Regions from separate parts of the Homo sapiens genome. Here region 2 is linked to region 1. A link is a loop called in an ENCODE intact Hi-C map of the cell type or tissue named here. Cell type or tissue: Panc1. All regions are shown on one strand. Links, peaks and the distances in the headings refer to the core of each region. The heading gives the core; the rest is flanking DNA. Region 1 has its middle 17 kb from the start of DEFB116. Region 2 has its middle 8.9 kb from the start of LINC00028.

The links. Peaks named below come from ENCODE experiments on the same cell type or tissue, not always from the same donor. Only the 100,000 strongest peaks of a DNase experiment are listed, where the experiment ranks them.
Region 2: it touches region 1 in a loop (2.4-fold over the local background); 13 of 110 quality-filtered maps call a loop at or near these places.

What each region holds. Positions count from the first base shown.
Region 1 is chr20:31,321,017-31,329,353 of GRCh38, forward strand. No RefSeq gene overlaps it. Among named protein-coding and RNA genes, the nearest start is that of DEFB116, 17 kb to the left of the region's middle. In Panc1, for the core only: no CTCF peak of the experiment used is centred there; no DNase peak of the experiment used is centred there; H3K27me3 peaks cover 202 bases.
Region 2 is chr20:31,490,498-31,498,834 of GRCh38, forward strand. No RefSeq gene overlaps it. Among named protein-coding and RNA genes, the nearest start is that of LINC00028, 8.9 kb to the left of the region's middle. In Panc1, for the core only: CTCF peaks have their summits at 3,805 and 4,026; a DNase peak (open chromatin) is centred at 3,815; H3K4me3 peaks cover 326 bases; H3K27me3 peaks cover 448 bases.

The DNA.
Region 1 (8,337 bases), core at 183-8,182:
GTTTCTTTATCCTCTTATAAATTAGACAGTGTCACTTTATAATCTCCTTCAGGTAAGTACTTTACTGCCCATAAGATTATCTCATGCCCCACCAGAGAAATCTTTGAACTAAAGAAGTAATAAAATATTTTCCCAGTGTTGGACTTACCTTTTAATTTGTGTATGGTACATTTTGCCATAGAGAAGTAATTAAATTTAAGTAGTTAATTCTTCATAGCTGTTTTCTGGTTTTGTGCTTACAAATTTCCAGCAAAGTCTCTCTAAATAGTAAGTAATAAAGCCAACATTCATATCCCAAACCCTCAACTATATCCATTGTACCACACCATCTCTACATATAGTGAAACAGCTGGAGAAGGCTGACTCCTTTCTAGATAATGCCAGTTGCAGCTGCGATATCCATTGTTCTATAGGTTTTTGTGGGGGGTTTTTTTTGTGTGTTTTTTTTTTCCTTTCTAATATACCAGAGGTGCATACCATTATCTTGGTCCATACAAAATTTTTGGCATCTTTATAGCCCTCTTTAATGTTTATTTATTGTAATGTTTTTATTCATTTATTTTAAAAATAACGAGTCCTTCACAAATACAAGAGCTAAAATAGCATCAATAACTTAAATTTAAATACTCCTGTATTCCTCTAAAATCCCACACATCCTGCCTTTCCTTATCCACTCCCCAAGAATTTAACATATTTATTTGTATTTCTAAGTAGCATAATGGTAATTTTTATTGTTTAAAGTTTAATTTTGGGGAGAAAAATAAAACTGGGAAAAAAATAGTTTTATTTTTAAAAGAGGTAACAAAGTCTTCTTTGGTATGCATAGTCTTCTAAGATTTGTCTTTTACAATCCATAATATATTATTATTATTAAAATTCAACTATTGTGTGTAGCTGAATTTTACTTCTTTTCCCTGATATGTAGCTCATTCTTTGAATATATCACAATTTATTTATCTATTTGCCTGTCAAAGAACATTTATGTTCCTTACAGTTTGTAGCTTACCTTTTTACTTTCTTTTGGGTATCTTTTGATGGACAGAAATTCTTATATTTTTACATACTCAAACTTATCAATGTTTTCAATATAATTTTCAATACAGTGCTCACATGAAGACTCAGGTTATATATACATAAAATTTCAAGTGCACCCGTTTTCATAAAAGAAATGGAGTAAGTGAATTCCTCCACAGCTGTCACCATAAGTTCTCAGCATTTTAGTCTATTGAAATTCCTCCACAGTGATGCTCCCCTTGACAATACATTTATTTATTAGCACTCATTTCATGCTTATCCTTCTATGAAGGGCCAGGTATAATAAATTCTTCAGTACCTAAATAAACTAAAAATAATTCCAATATATAAACAATGCTCAAAGTCATCCCTTGTTTATAAGTATTTGAATAAACTAAAAATTATTTCTTCTATTTTCTTTGGATCAGGATGGCAGCAAAAAAAGGATATTTTTTTTCTTCGCTGAAGTTTTGGAAAGAAGGAATGCCTTTGTGTCAGGCTAGTATATGGCCTCCCACAGAAACCCAAAACAGTAGCTACATCTGCTGGCCTCCTGGTAGATCCCAGAAAACTACCAAAAACTTTTACAGTCCTTGCTGCATTTGAATCACAGTGCCCCTGTATGTCCCCTCCCACATCCAAACAGACAGGGGACTCCTCCCTGCTGCCTGGCATGCCTTCTCAGCAGGCCTCACATAGATAGGGAGAATAAGTGCTGCAGGGAGCCCTCCTCAGAATGAAACTCAAACCTGATCTAATTCCGCCCCAGTCTGAAGGGATTGCCCTCTCCCAATCGCCCTGAATAGGAAGACCACTACGAAATACTCAAAACTCTCTCAGAATCCACCAGAGCAATGGGCAAAATGCTGACACAGAGAGAGGTGCAGGAAGGTAGTCTCTCTCTCTCTCTCACTCTTTCCATCCGGACAGAGACACACGGCTGCATCACCCAAAGCAAATGTCAGTACCTTTTTTAAGTTCCTTATTACCACGGTTTTTTGGGTAATACTTTGTATCGCCATCAGACTTTGTATCGCCAACATCAATTTATTTTCACTTCTAATATTTCCTCATTGCTCAGTCTGATAGTCAGAAGAAATCTTCTTTTGAATTTCACCATTGTGTGTGACCCACTGAATGCCTGTGTGAAGGTCACTTTCCTTTCTGAGGCTCAGTTTCCCCATCTTCGTCTTCTTCACAAAACAATCTACAGGGTATAACAGTGTTGGTGGGATATTTTTTAAAAAGAAAACAAAAACACTGGCAGTGATTAGTTCCCATATGTAGAGAGAATTGAGGAGCAGCGCAAGAAAAAAGAGAGTCTGGATGAGGGAGACGAGAAGGACAGAAAGATGATTGTGTTGACTTTGAAATAGTGGAGGGATGTGAGAAACTACTCTCAGGGTATTCTTGTGGAAATGCTCAGCTTCAAGAGGTGCCCTCTCTGATCATACCAGCCTTTTTCTTCCTCTAGCCAACTTCCAAATTCTAACATTTGAACCATTCAGTGCCTATGAAGTTCTCACCCAAGGAATTTGGGAAGTTATGGAGAAAGGCCTCTGGATATTTTCATTTGGAGGAGGGAACAGAATAAATTTTAATAGACCCCGATCTACCTGATTACGTGGCTCCATTTAAGCCTAACACAGATTCAAGTTCCACACAACTACAGACCAATCCCAAGTTCTGATCACTCACACTTTTGTTCAAATTGAGCCTAAACTCTGTTTCCATCTTAACTCCAAACTCCAACCCTACTCTACCCAAGGTCTATCCATGTTTAACCCCAAGACAACCACAACCTAACTTTACTACCACTAGCTCCAGTTCAGCCCATCACCCTGCCTAATCCCTATATCCAGATTCATTTGGCCATAAATTTCACCCCCTCTCCAGACTACCTCATACCAATCCTAATTCCCCCAATACAACTCCTCACCTAGTATTTATCCCGAACCATCTTCCAAATATCTCCCTAACTGCAAGCTCCTCTTCCCACTGTTCAACAAAATTCATCCCTGGTGTCCAATATCTCTCAGAGATCCCTACCCCTCCTCAACTGGGACTCAATCTCTTGCCCTTAACCCTTCATCTAATTGCATATTGTATGAGTCACAGTTTTATCAGTTATCTTAACAGGGATTATTTAACATTTAAGTGTAATATTAGTGTTCATATTAATAAATTTAATATTAACTTTAATATAAAGATTTGTTATATAGGCATTTAAGAATTGAAAAAAATAAAGAGGACACTCAGCTATCACAGATGTAGCAACTGCAGGAATCAGCTACCAATTCCAGGGTGGGAATAACAAGAAAAAAGGTTGGAACCATTAAAAATAAATTAGAAGCTTGGAGGAAGATACCTGCTGAGCTGAATTTCAGATCTCTGAGGAAGGAGCTCTGCTCAGCTAGAACTAGTATCTATGAGGCATCATGAGGCTGGCTGTGTTGGAAAATTGCAAATTGGATTCAACTGTGCTAGAGGAATGCCCTCCCAGTGTTGGGGTGAAGAAGCAAGAATGAGTGATGCTGTTGGCAACAGGAAATAAATAGGAAGCCCTTAGGAAGTAAATAGGAAAGAGTTCTTCCCCCTCCAACTTTGAAATGTGCTCCTGGCACCGCCTATTGGCAGAGCTTAAGGAAACATTCTGCAAAGGAGAACCCCTGTTTGTAGTGTGCTAGCCTCAGCATTGCAAAGTAGAGCATAGACGGTTGGATGTGAAGCTGACAGACAACAGGCAATAGCATATTAAGTGACAAACATATCAGCGCCAGCCTTGACTGACACATGCCCAAGTCTTCCACCCTTCCACCACTGCAAAAGCAGCAACCTCTTAAATCCACCTTGGCAGAAAGCCACAAAGAGATGCTAACATGAAATGGACATGGGGATAACTTCATCAAGCTGCCTGAAACCAGGCTTCAGTTGCTGGCCACCCTACACAAGACCAGAATCCTAAAAAAAGACCAGAACTCCAGCACACTTGAGAGAGTCCTATATTATTTGAATTCCATGAAGCAGATTGACAAAGATCAGGATATGAAACTCTGTGGCTGCAGGGTCCCAGGAGAAGTAGGTGACTGATTTATGAAGGATGCAAAATAATTTTTGCAGCAAGTCTGAACTCTGACTATATTAGCTCCTGAAGCATGGTGGGGTATTGGTCAGCAAAATATAGAGAGAGGCAATTTATCTGAAGTCAACATAACAGAGATACAACATTTAATATATATTCCATCTAGACATTGGAATGGGAAAGTGAGATACTGGCCAGCATCCATAACAAAAGTGGGCTTTCTCTCCTGGTAAAAGAAAATCATTTGTCCTTTCAGAAAATGAGTAACAAAATAGCTAAAGCCCTCGCCTATTAATAATTACTTTAAAGTAAATGAATTAAACTTCCCAATCAAAAAGGGAGAGTATATGAATGGGTTAAAAAAAAAAAAGAGTCAATGATATGCTGTCTACAAGAGACTCACTTTAGATTTGTGGGCACACATAGACTGAAAATGAAGGGATGGAAAAAAAAAATACTCCATGTAAAAGGTAACCAAAAGAAAGCAAGGGTGCAAGGATGGCTATACTTATATCAGACAAAATAGACTTAAAGTCAAAACTATCTCTAGGGACAAAGAAAGTCATTATAATGATAAAAGGGTCTCTAGGGACAAAGAGAGTCATTTATAATGATAAAAGGGTTAATTCAATAGAATGATATAACATTTATAAATATAAACCTACCCAACACCAGAGCACATAATTATATAAACCAAATGTAGACAGATCTGAAGGGAGAAACTGGCAACAATACAATAATAGTAGGAGACTTCAATACCCCACTTTCAAAAATGGATGGAATATACAGACAGAAAAAATCAATAAACAGCTGACTTGAACAATATTATAGACCAAACGGACCTAACAGACATAGAACTTTCTATTCAATAGCAGAGGACTACACATTCTTCTCAAGTACACCTGAAACATTCTCCAGAATAAATCACATGCTAGGTCACAAAACAAGTCTTCAGAAATTTAAGAAGATTGAAATCATATCAACCATCTCTTAAAAAAAATAGGTGGCCGGGCGCGGTGGCTCACGCCTGTAATCCCAGCACTTTGGGAGGCCGAGACGGGCGGATCACGAGGTCAGGAGATCGAGACCATCCTGGCTAACACGGTGAAACCCCGTCTCTACTAAAAATACAAAAATTAGCCAGGCATGGTGGCACGCACCTGTAGTCCCAGCTACACAGGAGGCTGAGGCAGGAGAATGGCGTGAACCCGGGAGGTGGAGCTTGCAGTGAGTCGAGATTGCACCACTGCACTCCAGCCGGGGCGACAGAGCGAAACTCCGTCTCAAAAAAAAAAAAAAAAAAATAGGTATAGGAGGAACTTAACACAATAAAGCCCATACTGAATCTCAACAATGAAAAGACCTCGACACTGAAGGCTCTCAACACTGAAAAAGCCCTTGGCAGACAGCCACAAAGAGATGCTAACATGAAATGAACATGAGGATAACTTCATCAAGCTGCCTGAAACCAGGCTTCAGTTGCTGGTCACCCTACACAAGACCAGAATCCTAAAAAAAGACCAGAACTCCAGCACACTTGAGAGAGTCCTATATTATTCATAATCAATGAATTGAAAAACTAACATAATCAATGAGGATAAACTGGAAGTTTTTTCTCTAAGATCTGGTACAAGGCTAGGAGGCCCACTCTTGCCGTTTCTACCCAATACAGTATTAGAAGTCCTAGTCAGAGCAATTAGACAAGACAAAGAAATAAAAGGCATCCAAATTTAAAAGGAAGAAGTAAAATTATCTCTGTTTCCAGATGACATGATCATATATATAGTAAACCATAAAGACTCAACAAAAAAACCCTGTTAGAACTAAGAAACTAATTCAGTAAAATCGCAGGATAAAAATCAACATACAAAAATCAGTGGCATTTCTATGCACAAACAATCTGAAAAGGAAATTAAGACAACAGTTATATTTACAATGGCAACAAAAAGCATAAAATACTTAAGAATAAGCCTAATCAAAGAGGAGAAAGGCTCGTACAGTGAAAATTATAAAACGTTGCTGAAGGAAATTAAAGAAGGTACAGGTAAATGAAAAGACCTCATGTTCATGGACGGGAAGAATTAATATTGTTAAAATGTTCATACTACCCAAAGTGATCTAGAGATTCAATGCAATCCTTATCAAAATTCCAATGCCATTTTTCACAGAAACAAACAAAAACACTAAAATTCATGTGGAATTACAAAAGACCCCAAAAAGAACAAATCCATCACACTTTCTGTTTTCAAAATATATTACAAATCTACAGTAAATGAAACAGCATGGTACTCACATAAAAACAGACAGATAGACTAACAGAACAGAATAGAGATTCTAGAAACAATTCTACACATTCAGTCACCTAGTCTTCAACAAGGATGCCAAAAACATACCCTTGGGTAATGGGTATTTTCTTCAACCTATAGTGTTGTCACCCTCATAGAGGCAGAGCGTACAATGGTGGTTGCCACGGTGGGGGAAGGGGAAAATGGGGAGATATTTGTCACAGGGTACCAAGTTTCAGTTATGCAAAGTAAGTTCTGAAGATAATATGCAGTATAGCGATTACAGTTAGTAATATATACGTGATATTTGCTAGTACATGGTAAGTGTTCTCACCACAAAAAAAAAGGAAAAAAATAGCAACTATGTGAGGTAATGGATATTTTAATTAGCTTGATTGTGGTGATCAATTCACAATGTATACATATATCAAAACAATTGTACAATGTAAACATATAAATTTTTATTTGTCAATTATACCTGAACAAAGCTAAAAAAAAAAAATTTGTTATCATCCCTCACAAAAAAACCATTAGTCCTTTTGTGTAAGACACAAATAATAATGAAAAGCGTTTTTTAAGAAACCCTTTAAAATAATAAATTGTCCTTCCCTCCTGTTGTGTAAGAGCTATGGAGCACTTATGCATTCAGCCTTGTGCTAAGCACCATAGGAACAAAGAAGAAAGCAAAGAGATGAGAATAAAAATTGAGGGTAGCAGGAAGAGAGGGAAGATGACAAAAGCAACTACTTTGTGTCAGGCTCTGTCCTAAACCCAACGTGGGCAGTAAGTACAGATATAGATACAAAAATGGAAGTTCCAAGAGAGGTGTTAACCTTCCCAAGCTCATGCAGCTCCTGAGAACAAGGATGGGAATGCAGATTTATCTGAAGTCTTGAACAAAGTACATTTTCTTCACAGAGTCAGGGTAGGATGGAGGACAGTAGAAGAAATATTTATAAAATAATAATGTATCAATATTTTCTTAATACTCATTATTAATTTAAATGTGTCCAATGTTGGTTTAGATAAGAAACCTCTGGGGTCATCATACTTGTTTGTTCTGTTTTTATGGGAGGAGTGGGAAGATCCAGTGATTGCCATCTGGTTTTTTATCTTTGAGAAAAGATAAAATATGGCAAATATAATAAATAGGACAACCAAGTGGAATTACAGACCTCAAGAAGGTTAAGGTTAACTTCACAGGGCAGAGCAACAAACTTTGAAGTCTGGGTATTTTACAAAACTTCTTTGTTAGCATGAATCTTCAAAAGAATAGTTTTATCAACCTGAATATTACCTGCTTTCCTCACAAACTGCATGGGAGCGGGGAACATTTTCTCCTTGTTGAAATTTACTTCACCAACAGTGAGTAGAATTTATAGTTTCAAGGACAGGTGCTGGAATCTCAGTGATCACTAAGAGGGGGACGGAGATGCAAGTTTAAAGCTTACAATATAGAAAAAGACAAAAGAGAGTTTTTAATAAACAAAATATGAGCATGTCATGTTTTACATTGATGGTGCCCCTCTCTGTTGCCACTCAGTGGCACTTTACTTAGACTTGAATTTGTAGAAGATATTTTAGCTCCTTTTTTTCAGATTTATTTTTCCAGTATGCATTACTCCTTAATATACATGTAAGAACTTTTAATTTTCATTAGTAAAGGTTGCAAATTATGCAGCATTCTATAAGTGTCACTGCTAAATTTGAATGGTTTCTTCCAGCTCCATTACAATACTGTATATTTTAAAGGCAAGAAAACAGAAGTGAATAAGTGTTAAATTTTTTTTCCTTTTTGAGACAGAGTTTCTCTCTTGTTGCCCAGGCTGGAGTGCAATGGTGCAATCTCACCTGACTGCAACCTCTGCCTCCCAGGTTCAAGTTATTCTTCTGCCTCAGCCTCCTGAGTAGCTGGGATTGCAGGCTTGCACCACCAGACCTGGCTAATTTTTGTAT
Region 2 (8,337 bases), core at 68-8,067, 170 kb after region 1:
AAATCCAGTCCACTTCAGGGTCTACCCAACTCTGTGAATGAGGATAGATGCCTTTTCACAGAATTGTCTGGAATGAAACTTTGGGAGGCCAAAGTGGGCAGATCACCTCAGGTCAGGAGTTCAAGACCTGCCTGGCCAACATGGTGAAATCCTGTCTCTACTAAAAATACAAAAAAAAAAAAAAATAGCGAGACACGGTGGTGCGGGCCTGTAATCCTAGCTACTTGGGAGGCTGAGGCAGGAGAATCCCTTGAACCAAGGAAGCGGAGGTTGCAATAAGCCAAGATTGCACCACTGCACTCCAGCCTGAGCAACAGAGCAAGACAATGTTTCCAAAAAAAAAAAGATTGTCTGGAAAGCAATTTTTGAGTCTTACATACACACATACACATGCACACACATTAATTCCAAAACTGAAACCAGGATTCACTAACTCAAATGCTCACAGAGTCAGACCAATAATATAAGTCAGTGAAGTCAACTGGGTAGAGGACATTAGGCAGCATCAAGTCTATGGCAAACTGGAATCAGCTGCCTTGCCTAAAAGGAGGATACGAACTAAGCTGCCTGTGACTACTGTTGGAATATGAACCCAGTGTTGCCAGATACCGCATGTCAGTTTTTCTAAGAAAGGCAGAGAGCCAGATCTTTATGTGAAGTATCCCAATCCTTTTGTTTTGAGGCAGGGTCTCACTCTATTGCCCCAGGCTAGAGTGCAGTGGTGCGATCACAGCTCACTGCAGCCTCAACCTCCCAGGCTCAGGGGATCCTCCTGCCTCAGCCTCCAAGTAGCTGGGCCACAGGCATGCACCACCAGGCATAGCTAATTTTTTTTTTCTTTTTTTGTACAGTCAGGGTCTCTCTATGTTGCTCGGGCTGGCTTCAAACTCCTGGACTCAAATGATCCTCCCGTCTTGGCTTCCCAAAGTGCTGGGATTACAAGTGTGAGCCACTTCACCCAGCCCTAATTCTTTTTTATTTTTTTTTTTTGAGATGGAGATTCGCTCTTGTTGCCCAGGCTGGAGTGCAATGGTGCGATCTCAGCTTACAGCAACCTCCACCTCCCAGGTTCAAGCGATTTTCCTACCTCAGCCTCCCGAGTAGCTGGAACTACAAGCATGCACCACCACACCCAGCTAATTTTTTGTATTTTTATTAGAGATGGGGTTTCTCCATGTTGATCAGGCTGGTCTCGAACTCCCGACCTCAGGTGATCTGCTCACCTCGGCCTCCCAAAGTGCTGGGATTACAGGCATGAGCCACCGCGCCTGGCCACCCAGCCCTAATTCTTAAATAATTATTGCTGATTGTCATTTTGTGTTTTTTTGTTTGTTTGTTTTTTGAGATGGAGTCTCACTCTGTCACCCAGGCTGGAGTACAGTGGCGCGATCTTGGCTCACTGCAACCTCTGCCCCCCGGATTCAAGAGATTCTCCTGCCTCAGCCTCCCGAGTAGCTGAGATTACAGACACCTGCCACCGTGCCCGGCTATTTTTTTTTTTTTTTTGAGACTGTGTCTCACTCTGTTGCCCAGGCTGTAGTGCAGTGGCGTGATCTCGACTCACTGCAAGCTCTGCCTCCCGGGTTCACACCATTCTCCTGTCTCAGCCTCCCAAGCAGCTGGGACTACAGGCACCCGCCACCACGCCCGGCTATTTTTTTTTTTTTTTGTATTTTTAGTAGAGACGGGGTTTCACCGTGTTAGCCAGGATGGTCTCAATCTCCTGACCTCGTGATCCACCCGCCTCAGCCTCCCAAAGTGCTGGGATTACAGGCATGAGCCACCACGCCTGGCCTAATTGTGATTTTTTTTTTAAACCCTGGTGCCTGGGCACGGTGGTTCACACCTGTAATCCCAGCACTTTGGGAGGCCGACGTGGGTGGACCACTTCAGGTCAGGAGTTCGAGACCGGCCTGGCCAGCATGGTGAAACTCAGTCTCTACTAAAAATACAAAAAATTAGCCAGGCATGGTGGCAGGCGCCTGTAATCCCAGCTACTCAGGAAGCTGAGGCAGGAGAATTGCTTGAACTCGGGAGGCAGAGGTTGCAGTAAGTTGAGATTGTGCCACTGCACTCCAGCCTGGGCAACAGAGCGAGACTCCATCAAAAAAAAAAACAAAAAAAAAACAAAACAAACAAACAAAAAAAACAGCTTGGGACGGGTACAGTGGCTCTTGTCTGTGATCCGTTCACTTTGAGAGGCCAACACCAGTGGATCTCTTGACCCCAGGAATTCAAGACCAGCCTGGGCAGCACAGTGAAACCCCATCTCTACAAAAATTACAAGAATTAGCCAGATGTAGTGGCCACACCTGTAGTCCCAGCTACTTGGGAGGCTGAGGTGGGAGGATCCCCTGAGCCCTCGAGGTCAAGGTTACAGTGAGCCGTGATCGCACCACTGCACTCCAGCCTGGGCGACAGAGGAAGACCCTGTCTCTAAAAAAAAATAAAATAAAATAAAAGGGAAAAGTTCAGAATAGGTTTTATTTTTATCAAGCAGGAAATTGTTCTACCAGAAATTTCCCTTTGCCTCTTGCTACCCCAAACAAGACGGCTTCTATGAACGAGGGAGAAGTGGGTGAAGGATGTCAGATAGGCAACTTCGGTATTTGCCAGAGAACTCCTTCCATCCTCTTCCCAGTCCCACTGCGCTCCCTGGAGGTACTCACCATTAACAGTTTGGGATATATCCTGGATATTTTTCATTCCACTTACATATACATTGTAGAAAATAATTGGCCACTTTTCTTTCTTCCACCCTATCAGAATTGCAATTTTGCTCTGTTGTTCTCCTCTTATCTATGGAATCAAGAATAAATCCTGATTGCTTTACGCCAGAGATTAAAGGGGGACCTACAGTCCAGCTATGGCCAATGAAGTGTGATGAAAAGTTAACTGGAGGTTTCTAGGAAAAGCTTCTTTGCTCTTAGAAAAGAGCTTAATAAATAAATAAATAAATAAAAGAGCTGCAGCAGGAAGAGACCAGTCCCTTTTTGACAGGTCCCTGGAGTGTAGGAATGTAATACCTGGAACTGTAGACACCATCTTGCAATTATGATGGGATCTAGTCAGAGGATGACAAGGCAGAAAGATGGGGAGTACCTGAACCCTTGCTGATGAAGTCAAGCCTCTGAACACCAACCTTGGCGCTTCCCCATTTCTAGACTTACTGTTATGCAAATTTTCTTGAAGGATTTCTGGGCCAGGCACAGTGGCTCACGCCTGTAATCCCAGCATTTTGGGAGGCCGAGGTGGGTGGATCACCTGAGGTCAGGAGTTTGAGACCAGCCTGACCAACATGGCGAAACCCCGTCTCAACTAAAAATACAAAAATTAGCCAGGCGTGGTGGTGCGCACCTGTAGTCCCAGCTACTTGGGAGGCTGAGACGGGAGAATTGCTTGAACCCAGGAGGCAGAGGTTGCAGTGAGCCAAGATCACACCACTGCACTCCAACCTGGGCAATAGAGTGAGACTCTGGCTCAAAAAAAAAGAAAATTACGGGGATTTCTGTGCCAAAGTCTAAATCATCCATCTGATATGCATGTATGGGTTTGTTTCCTTTTTTCACGTAAGTGGGATTATAGCCATATGCATTAAGACCGAATTCCACTGCAAATCCAAAATAGCCGTGATAGAAACAGATAGAAGGGCACTTCTCTCTTATATAAATGAAGTCCACAAGCAGGCTGTCCAAGGGTGGCATGGCATTCCACAAGGCAGGAACTGTGCTTGCTTCTATCTTCTGGTTCCCTCATCTTCAGTACAATATGCTGCTCAAGCAGCAGCCATCATATTCACATTCCAGCCAGCAGGAAGCGGTAAGGAGTCAAAAAAGGCACAGCCTTTCAGAAGACACACACCTCTGATTACATCACGTTGGCCACAGCATAGTCACATGGCCTCACTTAATTGCATGGAAATTTAGGAAATGATTTTGTGATGTTTTTTGTTTTTGTATTTGTTTGGTTGGTTGGTTGGCTGGTTTTGTTTTTTTGAGATGGAGTTTCACTCTGTCACCCAGGCTGGAGTGCAGTGGCACCATCTCTGCTCACTGCCACCTCTGCCTCCCAGGTTCAAGTGATTCTCCTGCCTCAGCCTCCCGAGTAGCTGGGACTACAGGCAGACACCACCACGCCCGACTAATTTTTGTATTTTTAGTAGAGATGGGGTTTCACCATGTTGGTCAGGCTAGTCTCACACTCGTGGCCTCAATGATCCACCCGCCTCAGCCTCCCAAAGTGCTGGGATTATAGGTGTGAGCCACTGCTCCCAGCCAGGAAATGTATTGTATTCTAAATAGTCACATACCAGCTCAAAATCAGGGATTCTGTGTTTATGGAAGGAGGAAATAGATATTGGGGGACAAGTCAGAAAAAAAAAAAAAAGGAAAGACATTGAGAGATAACCAGCAATCAAGGGTCAACCAGTAATCTCTGCTACAATGCCGTACGTATCGGTTAATATGCTTTTTTCACTCAATGTGTACTGGCTTTCTATCCATGCTTTATTCTTATACATTTCCCTTGTTATTTGGGGGGTTATATTGTTCTTATTTTTCTATCTTCTTCAGATAGAAACCTCAATCATTTATTTGAGGCCTTTCTTCTTTTCCAATTTAGCATTGAAAGCTATAAATTGCCTTCCAACACTGTTCTAGATGCATCCCACAAATTTTGGTATGTTGTGCTTTTCATTATCATTCAGTTCAAAATATTTTCTAATCTCCCCTGTGATTTGTTCTGATTCCCATAGGTTATTCCAAAGTATGTTAATTTCAAAATATTTGGGGGTTTTCCATTTGTTTGTTTATTTCCACTGCAAATTTGAGACTTAATAATTCAACATATGGCCCATCTCGATGCATGTTTCATGTGCACCTGAAAATACTATGTATTCTGCCATTGTTGGGCATAATGTTCTAAATGCCAGTTAGGTCAAAGAGGTTGATAATGCTGTTCAAGTCTTCTCTATGCTTAGTGATTCTATGCCTACTTGTTTTATCAATTACTGAGAAAGGAGTGTTGTATGTGACTGTTTCTCCTTCCAGTCTGTCAGTTTTTCCTTTACCTTTTTCTTTTTCATGGCTGTACTACTTTTCTACAGTATGGATGTACCATAACATATTTTACCCATTGAGGGGCATTTAGGTTAGTGCAAATGTTTTGCCCTTCACAACAGTGTGACATTCAATATTTTTACATGTATAGAAGAGATTACCAAATTCAAATTTACTAGTCAAAGGGCACATACGTTTTACCTTTTGACACACCCTGCCAAATTGCCCTCCAAAGGGGCTGTTTTGTTTATATTCAGATGAATTGTGCCAAATTCCCTACTTTGTGACCCACATTAGATATTACCAGTCTCTTCTCATTTGACCTTTTATTGGGGACAAGATGAGAGAAAGTAGGAAGGAAGGTGTCTCATTGCCTATTTTGCTTTTCCCTAATTATAACAAAGTTGAGCTGTATTCTGCTCAATGACTGTGCCCTTTAGCTGCCCAAAACCACAGTGAAGCTTTGAAATTACAGCTTTTAAGGGCTGCATTAAATTCTGAGCCTAGACTATTTCATTCTTTATTCTCTGCCTGGGGTAGAGGAGGGTGCTTTATTCCAGTTACCAGAGCCTCGGTATCCAGTTACTGATACTCTTGGTATCAGCCTAGAGTCCTGATTCCAGAACAGGAAATCTGGCATCAGTCAGGTCTGAATTTGAATCCCTCTGGCTCAGCCATTTGCCAGCTCTGTGACCTTGGGCAAGTAACTTGGCCTCTCTGAACCTTTGGACAGTCAGTTTTACAAAGGAGGATGACAAGCACTTTGCATAGGTGTTATTTAGATTAGAAACTGGGTGTGTAAAGCACCTCTCACAGCACCTAGCACCTAGCAGTCATTAATAACAATTAAATTTTTTAATAGCCATTCATTGGGCATTTGACACGTGAAGAGCACTGAGTTAAGCCCTTTTCCCAGGTTATTTCATTAATCCTCACAACAGTAAGAGATAACACTATTCTACAGATAAAAGATAACTAAGACTCTAAGATGTTAAGTAGCTTGTCCAAAGTCACACAGTTAGTAAAGATCAGAGCTAAGGATTAAATCAGAAATGTCTGGCTTCTAACTAAGCCTGCTTCCCAGGGTAGCTGGCTTATTCGACAGATCAAGAAAATGAGGCCCAGGGAGAGGAAATAACACATGGAATGAAGTGGTGAGCGAGCAGCAGCCATTTGAAGAAATATCCCTCTTCCTTCTGGGTCTGGGTGACCAGCTGGAGAAGAGACTGGAGAGAGTGGAGGAAGGGACAGCCACCCAGCAGAGGAGGCAAGAGCATGGAAAATGTCTCTTTCAGCCAATTTTCCTGAGGAACCCTGGCTGAGGCTCAGGGCTGGGAATGGAAAGTGTGCAGGGAGGAGGCGCAGCCGCGTCCACCCGGAGAAACTGTCTGCAATGTCCTGCCGGGAGAGGCCAGGGGGAGGGAACTGCTGGGACCGCAGTGGGTGAAGGAGCCGGAGGGGCAGATCCGGGAGGATGAGGATCTGGCATCTGTCCAGGGCCAGGTCTCCTGGGAGAGGAGGGGCAGGCATTCCCCGAGCTCCCTGCTTCCTCCTTGGGCTCCCCGGCTCTGCCAACTCCTGCTGTGCCCTGCCCATGAATCTGGGCATCAACCACTCCTGGAATGGAGATGCTGGCAAACTCGACTCTCTGGGGATGCGCACAGCTGACTCAGGGAGGGTGCGGTGGCCAGGAAGAAGGATCGATCCTATTCTCAGAGATCTTCGCCAGGGCTGGTTAAGATCTGAGAGCCATCAGCCACATCAAATGCATCCTGATCTCTATGACATCAGTGCGGTCCCTCTGCCTGGTAAATCTCCTCTTGCTACTCACAATGCCCATAATTCCACCATTATGGATACAACCAAGGCTCTTGTTCAGTATACAAAGGTATGGTCATACTAATCATTAAAATATTTAAATGCATTCCTACTAGTTGGTAATAACCCATGCCCTGAGTGTCCTCCAAGTACCAGGTATAACAGACCCTCCAGGCCTTCCTCTGGAAGCCTCCAGGGCCCCTCCCCTTAACAGCCATTAAAGGGGTAGTACCCTTACCACGGCAGGGCCACCCAGGGCTATGTGGATCATCAGTAAGTGATGGTCACAACCATTATTACTACTTTTCATATCACTCCTGGAAACAACCCTTTGGATCACAACTTTGTCTCCTGTTTAAAGGCAAATGGTAGAAATTTAGAGGTGAAGAGGCCCTGTGCAATCTCTTCATCTTTCAGATGAGGAAACTAACGCCCAGGGAGAAGCAGAGACTTGCCCAAGGTCACACTGCCAGGCAGTGTAAAACAAGGTATTAGAATGCAGGTCCCTGACTCCTGACACTTCCTTTAGGTGTCAGTTTATCTGGACCCCACACACTGAACTTGAGCAGGTAATGGAAGGAAGTGATGGGGAGGGACCTGTCTCAAGAAAGAAGTGAGAACCAATCATTTGGCTCTTTACCTGGTCACCATAGTCATGGCAACAGTCTCCTTGGTCACTATCTCCTTAGAGATAGTTGCCATGGCAACCACTACCCCGGGGCACCAACTTTCTGACACCCAAGAGCCTTAAGATAAACCAGAAGCAAGTCTGTTCCATAGCACTAACCCATATCAGAGCTCCGAGTAGGAAAGAGACTTGCCCAACATCACACAGCAAGCTGGCAGTGAAGTCAAGCTTCCTGAGTCCCCCACCCGAGGCTCTCACAGCAGCCCCACCCTCTCTACAGCTGACACCGCCCCTCCCCCACCTATCCCCATTTTTCTGCCTGCTTTGGTGCTTCCCACATTCCTCCAGCCCTCAGTCAGGATCTCCTTCCCACGGCATCTCACCCTTGGCTGCCTGTCAGCCAGCCCATCCTCCTGGGAACAGGCTGACATGAGTTTTGTGTAGGACTCATCGCAGGGGTTTGCAACATTGGCTGAGGCTCCCTGAAGACCAAAGAGCCTTCAACATCCTTTGCCCTCCAAAGGAAATAATCTCCAATGGTGGAATTTCAGGCTCTATGCTCAGAACTGAGTAGCTCTTTTTGGGGGGTCGGGCCCATCCGCTGTGTAAGGCAGAAGTTGCTGCCCCACTCTGAGTCTAGAATCACTCCGAGTCTGATCCCCTGTTTTGTTTTTATCAAGTCCCTTTTCCTCTCTGGGACTCAGTATCCCCACCAAAGACAAGGGGATGAGGATACCGTTCTACAGTCACCACCACCACCACCATCAGAAGACTGCCAGAGACCAGACGCAATCTAGTGTTTCAGTATAACCAAACAAGGAATGGCCATGGTTT